Linked DNA regions of Mus musculus: all the other regions are linked to region 2. Evidence: chromatin contacts called from ENCODE POLR2A ChIA-PET data. All regions are on one chromosome and are shown on one strand. Each heading gives the region's core, a stretch centred on a gene start or an enhancer-like site at or near the end of the contact. The rest is flanking DNA. Distances are from core to core; before and after follow the strand shown. Region 1 holds the start of Bahcc1 (BAH domain and coiled-coil containing 1). Region 2 holds the start of Baiap2 (brain-specific angiogenesis inhibitor 1-associated protein 2). Region 3 overlaps Bahcc1 (BAH domain and coiled-coil containing 1).

What was found. ChIA-PET counts read pairs that join two places held with the same protein, here RNA polymerase II (POLR2A).
Region 1: POLR2A ChIA-PET joins it to region 2 with 19 read pairs in embryonic stem cell. The contact joins the promoter of Bahcc1 here to the promoter of Baiap2 in region 2. POLR2A ChIA-PET finds 5 or more read pairs at or near these places in 4 of 5 experiments (Patski and embryonic stem cell).
Region 3: POLR2A ChIA-PET joins it to region 2 with 11 read pairs in embryonic stem cell. The contact joins the enhancer-like site here to the promoter of Baiap2 in region 2. POLR2A ChIA-PET finds 5 or more read pairs at or near these places in 3 of 5 experiments (Patski and embryonic stem cell).

Annotation. Positions count from the first base shown.
Region 1 is chr11:120,229,336-120,234,216 of GRCm38, forward strand. Bahcc1 (BAH domain and coiled-coil containing 1) reads left to right here and starts at 3,612. Exons shown (of 28, transcript NM_001347621.2): 1 at 3,612-3,772. 2900052L18Rik (RIKEN cDNA 2900052L18 gene) reads right to left here and starts at 2,282. Exons shown (of 2, transcript NR_151480.1): 1 at 2,160-2,282; 2 at 1-1,963.
Region 2 is chr11:119,940,880-119,945,213 of GRCm38, forward strand. Baiap2 (brain-specific angiogenesis inhibitor 1-associated protein 2) reads left to right here and starts at 2,213. Exons shown (of 14, transcript NM_130862.4): 1 at 2,213-2,369. The coding sequence starts at 2,316. It overlaps Gm11767 (a long non-coding RNA gene), which reads right to left and starts at 2,215. Exons shown (of 5, transcript XR_001780400.2): 1 at 1,703-2,215.
Region 3 is chr11:120,266,174-120,270,724 of GRCm38, forward strand. Bahcc1 (BAH domain and coiled-coil containing 1) reads left to right here. Exons shown (of 28, transcript NM_001347621.2): 4 at 2,134-2,256. Among named protein-coding and RNA genes, the nearest start is that of Gm11772, 30 kb to the left of the region's middle. Within about 2 kb of position 2,598, at least 2 of the 3 ENCODE cell types and tissues checked have a DNase peak (open chromatin) inside an H3K27ac peak, as active enhancers do.

The DNA.
Region 1 (4,881 bases), core at 2,362-4,861, 290 kb after region 2:
TGGGTGTGTTGTGAGGCTCACACACACACATGGATGCTGTGTGAGCCCACAGAACAAGCATGTAGACAGAGCACATGTTCAAAACTGCACAAGTGTTCATGGGCACACACGCTATTGCCTGAAGTCTGATATATGAGCAGCACAGCTGCCTATGTAGGGCATCTGACAGGCTGTGGAGGTGGCCGGTGCATCCAGAGGCCATTGTGCCCTGGGCTAGCGAATGGGTGTTTGTGGTTGCAGCATTAATAACATACAATTTTTTTAAAACTTCAGGTGACAGCAGAGACACCTGTGCAAAGACTGACCTATGGCTTATAGTCCTGTCTCCTCTACTCTTTCTAACACCCCCCCCCCTTTCCCTCTAGTTCCTGCAGTTCCCCACCTAAAGGGTCATGACCCCTTTGGCAAACCTGTGTCTCCAAAAATATTTACATTACAATTCATAACGGTAGCAATACTGCAGTAATGAAGTAGCAACGAAAATAGTTTTATGGTTGAGGGTCACTACAACATGAGGAACTGTATTAAAGGGTCGCAGCATTCGGAAGGGTGAGAAGCACTGCTCTAGAAAGGACCCTGATCCTCACGCCATGTTCTTCTAAAATGAAAAACATTTGTTAGTTTTGGATAGCAGGAAGTCAAGGAGGAAACCAGGATGGTTTGCTCCAAGCAGATAGCGAGCCCAGCCAGACATGCCCGGGCCCGCCCGGGAGGCCGAGCCCTGTGAGAGGAACACGGGAGCTTATTTTGGTCTTGTGGAACTGCCGGGGGCTGTGCGCCCGCGCTGGGCAGCTGCCAGCCTCTGGCGGCATCCAGAGGCGCGTCGGCAGCTATTTGCTGTAACAACTATTTTGAAACAGTATTGAGCGAAGGAGGAAAAAGGCCACTAGACTTAAGTGAATACTGAGGTTAGAGAGGACGCAGAGGTGGGAGCGAGACAGCAAGGAGCCGAGGCCTTTCACACTCTGGGAGCCTTTCGGGGATGTGAGACGACACAGAACGGGGTTGGGGTGGACACAGAACATGGCGGGGTTGGAGACAAATCCTCCTGCCCAGCTTTTAGGGATCCGGCGGTGCTGATCCCCAAGATTCTAAACCGGCTTGAGGAGGAAAGAAACCTCGCGTTCTCGTGTCTAGCAGCAGGCCTGTGTGCAGATGGATTACCGGTGTGCCCTTCTGACCATCTCCACCCGCCCTGGAGGGATAGATCCCACACTTGGAGATCTTCCCGGTCCAGCCTAGAGGACCCGGGTTACGCAAAATCAAAGAGTGGGTGCAAGCTGTCTAGGCGCGCCCCTCCCCCACACTGGCTTCCCGGGTCCCCTCGAGGTTGCAGCAGCTCGGAGGATTGCCACGCTGTGTCCTTGTAGCATCCAATTATTTCTCTCTCTCTCTTTTTTTAAAATCCTTTTCCCTTTTTCTTTTTCTTTTTGAAGGGACGGATGGGGTAAGGGAGAATACTTTAAACGGGGAGATAGATATAAAGATTCCTGGATCGGTAAACAAAATCAGTGAAAGAAAATAGCGAGGAACTCGAATTCCAAGCACTCAGAAAATCTGCGGCTTGCAAGAGATGCTTACACCAACCGAGAACAGGGGCGCTCGCGTTCCGGGGCCTCCCGTTGCCAGCAGCGGTTTCTCCCGAGCCGGGAATCTTCTCTCCGTGCGTGCGAAGCGGGAAACGGCTGCCCGCCGCTGGAGGGACCAGAACAACGGAGCTCACCTCAGGCCAAGCCCGGCCGGCGTTCGCCGTCGGGTCACCACCGAGCCACCGGGAGCCGGAATTCGCGCCCATCCCTCACAGGATGGCCTGATTCAATCGCGTACTGGATCTGCAGGAGATGTGCCTCACCGCAGCTCGTGCGCCCCGGCGCGCAGCAATCACCGCGCTGGAGAGGGCGCAATCCCGGGCTGGCCTCGCGCCTCCACCCCGCAGTCAGGCTTGTGTTCCCCGTCCGGCGGCCTGCGGAGACCCCGGCTTACCTAGAGCGGGCGGCGGCCGAAGCCCAGTCGCTTGCGAGGGGGAAATCCCGGAGTCCCCGCCCGCCGCCCCCATCCTCCCAGGTCAGCGTGGCCCGCAGGGGGCCAGGCCGGCCCGGCAGTGCGCCCGCTTCCCCTTTCTCTTCAGATGCCTTTGATCCCCAAGCTCTCCGCCGCACCTCGGCTCCCGAGCTGCCTGGGTCGGCCCGCGGGGATCCTGGAAACCGTCCCCGGTTTATCTCCTTTCATCAAGCGGCCTTGGGCAGCCTTGAAACCGCGGAGCCAGTAATTGCTTTTTTCAGGAGGCCCGGTGCGGACTGGATAACAGCCAATCAGCGCCTTGTTTACACTTAGTGATGGACAGCCCGCTGGCAAAGTGCCAACCAATCGTGACCGTTTTGCAGAAGCAAGGGAGGCGGGGAAAGAGAGGAGACCACAGATCTCAGATTTAACTCCTTTGTGTCCACGCAGGAAAGAGACTGGAAAAATCCAAAGGAATATAGCTGTGTCGATTGGCATCTACTTAAATACTCCCCCCCAACACACAGAGAAAAAGAGAAGCAGAAATTATGTATTCATCGCCACTAAGACATCACCTCTACTTCTTGAGAATAAATAACATTTGGGTAGGCAACCAAATTCTAACCGAAATATTTGCTTGCAGAATATTTTAAAAGCGCTTTGATTCTGATTATGATAAAGAGAATTGTTTAGAGGCTGTTTTCCATTGTAGAGAGAAATTTGCGAATATGCAGGGACAGGCCCTGAGAAATGCTAAGCATGGTTTTCACACCATGACAACCACCCCTAAAATTATCAAGTGAAGATATTTTTAAAATCTAGGGGCTGATAGAAAAAGTAAATCCTTATCTTGGCAACAGAGCCTCGATTTTCATTTCGATTGTTGCTACGCTGCAAAGTGTGGCGGAGGGAGATAATAATTGAGAGCGGACAGATAGATGGCTGGCGAAGAAAGGTACATCTGCCTCTCGGGCAGGGGGAAGAAGGGCATATATGGAGCCTGTGGGCATGCCTCAGGCAGAAGTGTATTCCTAGTTTGGGTGGGGGGCGCCTGGGAGTGGAGGTACATCAGGGTAACTCAGAATCTGCGCTTGGAAGTTGGGCCTACGTGCAGCAGGTTCTGCCACCTGCCAAACAGACCCTTGGTATGGACAGAGCATCTGGTTTACAGCGTGAGGCTATTTCTTCTTTTTTATTTTGTGCATAAAAACAAATAAAAATGCCCCAAACCTTACACCTGACAAATTATGGAAAAACAAAACCACAAGTCTCCCCTGGACACGGACACCCGTTCTCACTATCCCTAGCTCCTCTCCCGCCCTGCGCCACCACATTCCCATTCAGCAGCAATGATCTGCGCAAAGGAGCTGCGCAGTCGCTGGGCTTGAATTAGGCGCCATCAGGCTTGGTAGTAGCCCTGCTGCTCCCTGATTGGCAGCTCCCTGGCCCGGCGCCAGCCTATTGGGAGGCCTGTTTACGCCGAATGAGTGGCACGAGCTCAGGGCCGTGGAGGGCCGAGCAGCCAATCAGCGCTCGGGCTGCTCCGGGCTGAGTGGCACGAGCTTATTAGTATGCAGGGCCCGTGGCTCGCCGCGCCGGGCTGCAGGTTTGAGAGCCGCTCTGGATGGGCTCGCTAGAGTCGTTGTTGTGGAAGCCGTGCATTCACAGTGCAACAGTCAGCACATTGAAAATACCAATAGGAATACAAACCAAAGTCACATTTACTGATTTAATTGTATTGCATTCAATTGTATCCAGGAAACAGCCTCCAGTAAGTAACTCAAATTGCTTTCATTTTTAATTTTTTTTGCTATTTTTATTATTTTATTATATTATTTTGGTTTTTGGGGGTTTACATTTTTAAGCAAAAGAAATTCAGGATTGTGATGTTAAATAATAGAGCTTCCCTTTTAAAATCCGTTATGATGTTGAAAGGCTTTTTTTTAAAAGATGGACTATATATATGAGTACGATATTTTTTCTTCTGAAAAATTTTATCGATCGGTTTAAAATTCCCCCCGTAATGCGTCCTTGCTTTGCTCTGAGCGCTTGTTGTCTCGATCGACACCCTGCATTAAAAATAAATTATCGAGACAGGACAGAGACCGCCAAGCTTCGTTCAGCAAGAGCCTCGCGGGTAGCCCCGAATGGACAGTCAGTGAGAGCCCAGTTCTGGAGGAACCAGGAGCGAACCCCAATTATTTGCTCCCCCATCTTACTCCCCTCCCCCAGCAATCTTGAATGGGCTCCGCCCGGTCGTTCCGTGGCGCAGGGAACGGTCGGCTCTCCGTGGCCACGGCTTTCCGGGCCTCAGTGAAGGGACAGGAGATTAGAGGGGTACTGGCAGGTTTTCAGGTTCCGCTCCCCACAGACTTAATTCTTTTCAGAACATTTCCCTTTTTTTCCCTCTCTGGGGGAGTTGGGATGGAGGAGGGGGGCTGAACAGTGGGGCGTCTTCATGCTGCGCGTTCTGGGCAGCACGCGGGCTCAGGCCAAGACCCGCGTGGCGTGGTCCGGGGACCGGTCCATTTCCCAGAGCGGGGGTCTTGCACCACCCAGTCCCCGTTCCTAGCTGGGCTGATGGGGGGGGGGCGGGTTTCGCAGGGAGCGGGTTGTGAAGCGACGCTGGAGCCATTCGCTCCCGGCGCGCTCCTGGCTGCGGCCTGGCCTTGCAGGCCCCATTGCGCCCACCCGCGCGGGAAACTCGGCAGGAGGGAGCCCACGGACTCCAGAGCTTGGCCTCCACCGGAGGACAAAGGCGTCTCAGACCCGGCGTTTCGATGCGAAATTTGAAAACAAAGCAAACCTTGAGGAGCTGGGGGTACGAGTGCTGCCCAAGCCTCAGGAGGGTGCACAATTCTGGGGGTCACGCCCAGCCAC
Region 2 (4,334 bases), core at 963-3,462:
GGTGCAAGCTCACACACGGGCCACTATTTCCTAGCTACCAGCCTACTGAACTTTTAGGAAAGTAAGCAGATTCCTCAGACACCAGTGTAACAGGAAGAGGAATATGATGAAGTTTGTAACGGGCTTTGGAAGAAAAGGAGTCAGGGAAAGAGTGGCCCCCTAATCCACTTGGAGCCAGAGTCTTGCTGATCTGTGAGCATGCTGCTTATGGTGTGCCCACCCACTCAGCAACCTGACCTCTGACCATTGGTGCCCCCTACTATTAAAGGAGCTGCTTCCAGGGTCAGAAAGGCTTCCGTGCTGAAGTCTGAACTCGGGCTATGGTCAGCCCCAATAAAGAGCTGGAGGGAACACAACTCCTCTCTCCTGTCCCCTTCCAACCCCAGCAAGTCCTGTCAGGACGGCCATTGTCACAGAGCTCTGAGCTGCAGGCAGGTTTGAGACACTGTCCTGACACCCTCTTCCCACTGTGGGTTTCTGCTGCAGCTGGCCAGCCTCCTGCCTGGGACATGGACAGACCTGAGTCTGCCACCCATGTAGCACAGAAATGGGGTGACTATGGGTAGGCAGGCCCAGGAAAGAGTCTTGGGATGTTGTGGAAGGGGGAGTGGTCCAAGCCATGGGAACTTTTCTTGGGGGAGCTTCTCTGCCCTTTTTCAGACAGACCCCAAGTGTTTGCTGCCAGCCTCCACCTCTAGTTCTCCTCCATGGCCTTGGCCTGGGGCAAGCATGGAGGAGTTGCTTCTACCCCAGTGCACAGCTCCTTGTTGGCTTTCTGATCAGTGAGGGGATCAGTGTGTGCTTGAGTAGGCACCATACCATGCTGGTCTAAATGGACTAGAAAGTGAGATGAAGGGGCAGCTGTAACCAACCAGTCGCAGTGAACAGTAATTGACAAGTCCTTATTTGACAGCCAGTTAGTTTAAGCTGGCTTTCTGTCACAAGAAGAACCCAAGAAAAGACAGATACACAGAGATGTACACAGAGATGTACATAGACGACAAGGAAACAGAGGACAGTGGGCTGAATTCCTTCTCCTTACACATGTAGCAAAGTGAATAGGGGCCGTCTGAGTCCCCTGCTGAGGCTTGACAGCCGCGCCTTGGATTTGTGTCCTCTGGGTTGTTGGAGTGGTGTAACCAGCTGTCCAGGAAATGGATGCTGGAGTGTTATGTTTAATTAAAAGGAAACATTCAGCTCTGGTGTTTTACAATGTAAAGCAAATAATTCCTCTCTGTTCGTCTAATTGATGTAAATATTTCTTCAAAGGGAACCGCGTTGGAACCCCGTGTGCCAACCTGGTCAGTTTTCTCAGCCAAGCCTTACCCTTCCTTAAACCATCAGCTACTGGGCAATTCCAAGCTGTGCTGAGAGGCTCCTCCCCCGGAGCTATCCACCCAACTCCCGCCCCCGCCCCAATTCCCTTCCGAACCACCCCATGGAACTCGCTCCACGTCTCCCTCGCTCCTCTCTTGGGTCCTCTTCCCGGAATTCTAGACCCAACTGTCGGCCGCCACCCTCCGTTCAGCACCAGTCCACCACAAGCACCCGCCCCAGGGCCCACCCTGTCCCGATCCTGCCTCCAGGGCTCAGGGTTCTCCCGCTAGAGTTCAGCACCTTCCTCCGTCTCCACCTACTCCGGCTCCGGGTTTCCTCCCTTCCGGAAGACCGTCCAGGGTCGACGCACGCCTCGCCGACTCACCTGCAATAGCGCGGGAGCCACCGGCCCCTGTCGCGCACTCCTGAGGGACCCTTGAGGGCCTGCAGCTCGGATCGCTGCCTCCCGAGTGCCGCCTCCACGCGCGCTCGCGCCGGTGCCACCCGCACCGCCCACACCCCGCGCTAGCTCTTCCTGCGCCACCCCGCCCCCGCTTTCCGCCCCCAGCCCGGCTGTCGCTCCGACCCCCTCAGGCAGCTCCAGGGCCTCAGCGCGCCGCGCCTCCGCCTCCCAGCGGCCGACCAATTGCCGCTCGGAGCCGGCCTCCGAGTCCCTCCTCTAGCTCCGCCCTTCGCCCCCGCCTCCGAAATCTACCAATAGAAAAGACGGCGCAGGAGCGGGCCTGGCGGTTGCCTAGCAGCGGCTAGGCTGGGCGGGGGCGGACAGCCGGGGGCGGTGATCCGGGCGCGGCGGGGGCGGGGCCCGGAGGCGGGGTTTTTGTGGGGTGGGGCCTTCAGCGGCTATAAAAGCAGCGGCCGCCGGGCGCCGCGCTCTGTGGTCCTGGTCTGCGCGCCTTTTCCTGTTGCTGCAGTTGTCGCTTTCCTCACCGCCACCCGTGCCCCTGCTCTGGTCTGTGGTGTAGCCGGGACCCAGGACCATGTCGCTTTCACGCTCGGAGGAGATGCACCGGCTCACGGAAAATGTCTACAAGGTGAGTTTCCAGCGCGGCTCCGAGTCGCCCCTAGGTCTTCAGGCCCGAGCAGGGCACCGGCTCCCGGACTGCGGGTGTGGTGGACCGATCTTCCGTTGGTCACAGGTGGCCGCGCCCGCCCAGGGTCCTTACGCCCGCCGCGGCCCGCGCCGTCCCCGAGCACGAGTGGACGCCCCCACCCCGACGGCGCCGCTCAGCCCCCGCGCGCTCCCTCAGTACGCCTGTCTGTCCTGGCGTCCGGAGGGACCGAGATGTTCAGGGCCTGGGCTGCTCTGCGATCTGGCCTGGTCCGCTGCATCCCAGAGTGAGGGGAACAAGGAGCGGGGGCGGCGTGGAGGTTGCAGGCTGCTGCGGGCGGTCGCCCTGCGCTTGCTTGGCGCGGTGGCACCGTGGGGCTCTTCTAGGTGCTGTTATGCCAGCCTCTGGGCACTTTCTCTTCAACAGGCTTTCCCTTTCCACAACTCCTTTACGAGTGTTAATGGACGTGGCCCAAAGTGGGAGGTCGAGCTCGGACAGGTTGGATGGGTGGACAGATAATCCATCATCTTATGTAACCGCAGAGGGAGAAGACTAATTGTGTAGGAGGCTGACGCGCCTGCTTTTGCTTCTGATATGTGTTAAGAGTCTCGCATTCACATACTAATCTGTGAAATGACAGTTTCTCATGGAAGAACTGCAGAGCCTTGTGCAAGCCCCCTGGTGTCATGTTATGTCCATGCTTTGGGTACAGATGGACGGGCCATTTCCTATTTCTTCACCATGGGTTCTCACAGCCCTGGCCCCTTACCCTCAACAGCACAGCCTGGGGCTCCCTGATGGCATCAGGTCCGCTGCAGTTCTCAGTGACATTTTTTTTTTCAAGAGAGAAATTCCTGCCCTGCCCTGTGCATGGCAGTCCTCTTTACAAAGCTGTGCTTTATTTCAAAACTGTCTTAAGGGTGAGTGAAAGGCTTTCCACCAGCCACTAGGTTTTCACATGGAGTTGCTGGTTCATGGCTAAATGGGATTGTGCTCTGCTCGAGAGCAACAGTTTCTGATTGTATGAACCAACCATGGTTGTGCCTTTCTAGGCAATGGCCTGTGAAACCCTCATAGCTGTGCTTGCTCTGTTGCCTACAGCAGATGGAAGCCTCCAGGGTGGCTGCTTAGGTTTCAGCTGGAGTCCCGGGGGCAGATTATACTTTAATTCATCATTTAATAAAGGCTTTAGAGTTGTAGTTACATGGGTCTGGAGGAACCTTGAAGGTGGGTGTAGGGGCTGAAGGAGCTCTAAAACCATGTTCAAGCTGCCGGCAAACAAGATTGAGAACAGCCTTTTGTTCTTTATGTTTAGTATCTGTAGACTCCATGGTATATGTTCCCCTCTTGTTGGTCTGCGGAAGCACATGCTGTCGGGAGAGGGAGGTTTATTAAATTATTAGTCATTAGTTCCATTACAGTTTGCTTTGTACTGCAGGGGAATGGGAAAAGAAATACTGGTCACAGTCTGGTTTTCTTGCTTCTTTACTGAAATCGTTAAAGAGGAACTTCCATGGTGAGAATCACGCAGGGTATGAGGAGTAGCTTTGCTTTGGAGAGTCCCATGGTTCTCCTTAGTAAAACTCATGCCCGGGCAGTCAGCCTGCACGTAACGGCTTCAGGCTTCACTCACATGCTGCTGTAATTCATCTGGATGTCCAGTCAGAGCTGTTGCAGTGGCAGAGAATCTGGATCCAGAAGATCTGGATCATGGCACTGATTGAGGGCTAGCAGGCTGGGAGCTTAGAATGGAATTACTGTGGGTTTGGTGGGGCAGTGGTTGGTGAACCTTCCATGTGAACATGAGGTGATGAGATCTTTTGAGTTTTTGAGGTGTTGGACACAGGTCGGGTGTAGATGTCTGAAGGGCTTTCTTGCAGTGTAGGCAGGTGGCTCTTGTATCCACTGAGGCCTAGTCATTGACTCCTGTGCTCTGTTCTCGTTTTG
Region 3 (4,551 bases), core at 1,348-3,847, 330 kb after region 2:
GACGGACCAGCTTCTGGAAGTGAGGGACAGACAGGCATTCTGTGGTAAAAGAATGAGGGAAACAAAGTAAAGATGCCCTGAGTGAAGTTGGGCTGTGAGCCTGTCCATGACCCCACTGTGACACTGAGCTCAAGTGCCCTTTATCAAATAGCAGCACTTCTTGCCATGGGTTCCTCCCTGGGGATCATGGCATCCTCCTCCCCTCTGCTTATTGTAGTTGAGGAGACTAAAGGATTTCCTTGTCCTGGTCCCGTGCTGCCTGAGAAGTGAGACTGTTGGGAACTCTTGGGGACAGCAGTGGTGTCCCCAGAGAGAAGCTCTTCTAGGGTCTCCATGGGGACACGCAGAACAGCATACACGCAGAGCTCAACTCCTGCCTGGTCCAGCTGCTTCTCTTCTAGTCTGTCTGTAATTTGGGGAAATGCCGGATATGCCGGCCGAGCATCTCTGAGTGCTCACCCTCCGTCCCTGCCCGATGCTCACAGAGGACCTCAGAGTGCTCCACCCCTACACACACACCGCTAGCCTTTAGATTCATACTGAATTGACGGAAGACCTTGGCGTGGAGGACGTGCGGTCCCTCGTAAGAGTACCTTCAGTGTGACCCAGTCTCCTTAAAGATCCTTCACCCCATTTAGCAGAGAAAGCCAGCTGTCCTGGTGACAGCAGTGGGTAGGGTCAGAAACTACCAGCCAACAGAGAAGACTCCTTGATGGGTCCCTATGCTCTTGTCAGGCCTGGTGGAAGGGACCAGCCAGGAAGCCATAATTCTAGAGACAGTGGCCGTCTGGTCCTCCAGTTCAGACCCTCCCAAGGGGAGAGCTGCAGCTTTTTTTCCTGTTTAAAAGTATTTTAGACGGACTGGTTTTATTTTATGTATGTGAGTATTTTGCTTGCGTGTATGCCTGCACCACATGTGTGTCTGCACCACATGTGTGCCTGGTACCCACTAAGATCGGAGGATGTTCAGTTCCCTGGAAACGGAGTTATGGCTGGTTGTGAGCCACTCTGTAGGTGCTGGAATTGAACCCAGGTCCTCTTAGAGAACAGCCGGTGTTTTCTTTTTTGTTCTTGTTTTTTGTTTTCCAAAACTGGGTAGCCCTGGCTACCTTGGAACTCACTCAGACCAGGCTGACCTTGAACTCGGGTATCAGCCTGTCTCAGCCTTCTGAGTGCTGGGACCAAAGGTGTGCACCACTTTAGTCAGGCTCTTAACCCCTGTGTCATCTCCCAGTGCTGCTGCTTTTGTATACACACACACACACACACACACACCTACCACCACACCTCCGCTGGCTTGCTGCCAGGTCTGTCATCTTTCTAGCCAGCCAGGATCTCCTGGGGCAGGGGAAAAAGGGATATTGTTCCAGGGGACAAGAGACACTATAGGCCCAAGCTCAACAAGGTAAGATCAACTCTAGGCTGTGGTTAGCATTCCTGAGGCCTGTAGGCACAGCCCTTCAGAACTTTGGCTGCCTCTGGGGGGAAAGACCACTGCCTGAGAGGGGCTACTGTTTAAAGTTGCCAGGTTGCAGTTGGTGCTAAGGCCTTGTTCACAATATGCCTAGGACTTTGTAGACACAAGTAGATGTTCCCCTTCTGTAGAGAGCTCAGTTGAGGGGAGAGACCTGTGGCTTCCATTGAGTGGTAACTGGCCACATCCTAGCTTCATCTAGCTCAAGTGTGAGTCACCCAGACCAGCTGTGGCATAGCTCAACGCTACCATCCCATCTGCTTTCTGGGTGCCTGTGGAGGTTGCAGGCTGGAGGCCCTGTCTGGTGCACCCTTCCTCTCAGGCCTCCTCTCTGAGCCCCTTTGTTGCCTGACCCGGAAGCTTCTGCCACTCCAAGTGCTGCTGGGAGGGAATCAAAGGCAAGGGCCCCCCCCCCCCCCCCCCGCTCTCCAGCCCCTGGCCCGTCAGCAATTCAATTTGTGCTGCACCGGAGGGATGGTATTAGTCGAGTCAGAGTTAATATGATGTATTGATGGGTTGATTTCCCACTGGTAGGCTGTGAGCGGCTCTGCAGGGTGTTGCTCCCAGACTGCCTGGATGCGTCTTGCCTCCGTGGGGTCAGGACAGTAAGGGCCGGGGAGCTAAGAATTGTCTCTACAACCAGTACTTTGCCTCCCCAGCTCCTGCGTACCCCAGATTTTCGGGGAGTCTGGCATCTACCTTCCTACCCGTGAGCCACTTGGATCACCATGGAAACAGCAATGTTCTCTATGGGCAACATCGTTTCTATGGAACCCAAAAAGGCAAGTGCTTCTGGGCTTGGTGTGGGGTGCAGGCATCCTGAGTGTGAGCTGAAGGGGTACTAGTAAAGGCAGGAGACTATGTGGGACTCAGAGGAGGATGTCCTGGCACCATTGCCAGGTGCCAGGTGCAGGTGCAGGGTGCAGGTGCACTGCTCATTGAGAATGCCCTGACCTGTCCCTGCTCTTGGACTCGGGGCAGGAAGTGTTCTGGGGGGAGGGCTGAGCTAGTTCTAGGCTGTCCCTGCCCCAGCCCTACCCCTTGAGACAGTTCCTCATGTAGGTATTGCAAGAGCAAGTGGTTGAGCTCCCAGCTGGGGATGTGTGGAGACCTGACTAGAGGAGGCTGGGGGAAGAGCAGAGATTTCAGGCTCTGTCACTAGGTGGAGGTGTTTTGTTTTTGAGGGTCTGTTCGCACTTGGGGATGTTCTCCTATGGTGTGGCTAGAGGCCAGGACTAGAATAGGGACCGTGTTTCAGCTTCAAGTAACCCCATGGCAAGAAAAGACTGGAACCCAGACAGAGTCCCATAAGGCCAGAGTTAGTGATGTCAGGGAGGATATACCAGGGCAGACGTGTGTGTCTGTGTGTATGTGTGTGTGTGTGTGTGTGTGTGTCTGTGTGTGTGTGTGTGTGTCTGTGTCTGTGTCTGTGTTTGTGTGTGTTCCTAATGACTAGTTTCCAGCCCAGGCTGCGTGTGGGAGGGACCACCAATTTGAGGAGGTAAACCCAGCTTAGAGGTGGAGGTCTAGGGGCCTTCTTGGTGTGCTGGACAGCAGTAATCCTCACGTGACAGGTGTGCAGCAGGTGGAGAGCGGGTGAGGCTGGTTTCAGTAAATCCCTAGAGAGCCCCAGTTGGGGTAGATGACAGTCTCCTTGCCAGAAGCCATTAGGAACTGAGATATGGGCAGAGTACAGGATTCCTTTAGGGTGGCTCTCCTGGACCAGGAAGATGAACTAAGGACCTGAGAGTGTGTGTCTGTCCTGTCTGGATCTTTGACATGGTTCAGCACCTTTGGGCACAGAAATGTCTTGGAGCCCTGAAGCTCAGAATAACCTTGGCCTTGCTCAGACTGGGCTAGTTATGGTTGGTGCAGGCTGACCTGCTTGGGGTGTGGCCAGGAAGTCTATCTACCCCAGCCCCACCCAGGGGCCTGATGTCATCCTAGAGGCTCTGCCACATCCTCCCAGGAACCAGGCTTGGACACTTGTGGGCCAGGTCCACACAGCCTCCCGGCCATCCCCCATGCCTGCAGCTGTTTTGACAGCATCTGTCAAGGGTGGGCAGGTGGCTCGTCTGAGCCCTAGAAACCAGACTAGTGAACCAGGGCCCAGGACTCCCTCTGGGCGGTGGGGCTGACTGGTGTCTTGGCGGCTGCTGGCCAGGCCTCTCAGCTTTCACAATACTGTTGTGGAGCTTCGTCCAAGAACATTATTTGGTTTGGGAAATTAAGCTAATTGGGCCTCTCCCGGGCTACCCCTTCCTGCTCCCCTTCCCCCTGGTTTCTAATTAGAAGAAGTTGACAAGGAATTTACATGACTGAGGACAGTTTTACAAGTTGCAAATGTTTTCTTTTGTTTCCCTGCCTAGTGCCCTAGTGCCCACCCACCCCGGGGGAGGCAGGGCGGGCCCCCAGAGTCTGCCAGAGGTCTAATGTGGCTCCAGCTTGGCTGGCAAAGAGTGGATGTCCCTAGAGCTTACTGATAACAGCCTGGAGCTGACCCTTCCTGGGTACAAAGGGTTTGTCCCAGATCCAGGGCCCCCGGTTGGACAGCCTATTCTTAGGAACCCCCTCCCCAAGCTGAGGGTCCCACAGCTGCCAGGGTTAAGATGCAACAATACAGTTGTTTCTCAGCAGAGTATTATTTCCAGCCTTATTAGCCTGAAATAAGTCAGGTAAGATGGTGCATTCTGGGGACTCCTAAGAATGTCCACACCAGCCAGGCGTGGTGGCGCACGCCTTTAATCCCAGCACTCGGGAGGCAGAGGCAGGCAGATCTCTGTGTTCGAGGCCAGCCTGGTCTACAGGGTGAATTCCAGGACAGCCAGGGCTACACAGAGAAACCCTGTCTCGAAAAAACAAAAGCAACAACAAAAACAAACAAAAATTTATTGGGAAAAAAAAAAAAAAGACTGTCCACACCACCCATCTTCAGAGACTCTGGGCTCACTCTTACCCTGGCTTACCCTGGCAATTACAGCATTTGATGTGGGAGATTGCCGGCAGGAGCTACAGACATCACTACCCACTCTGCCACTATGTGCCCAGCTAACCGCAGCCCTTGTTCTGGGCTGCAC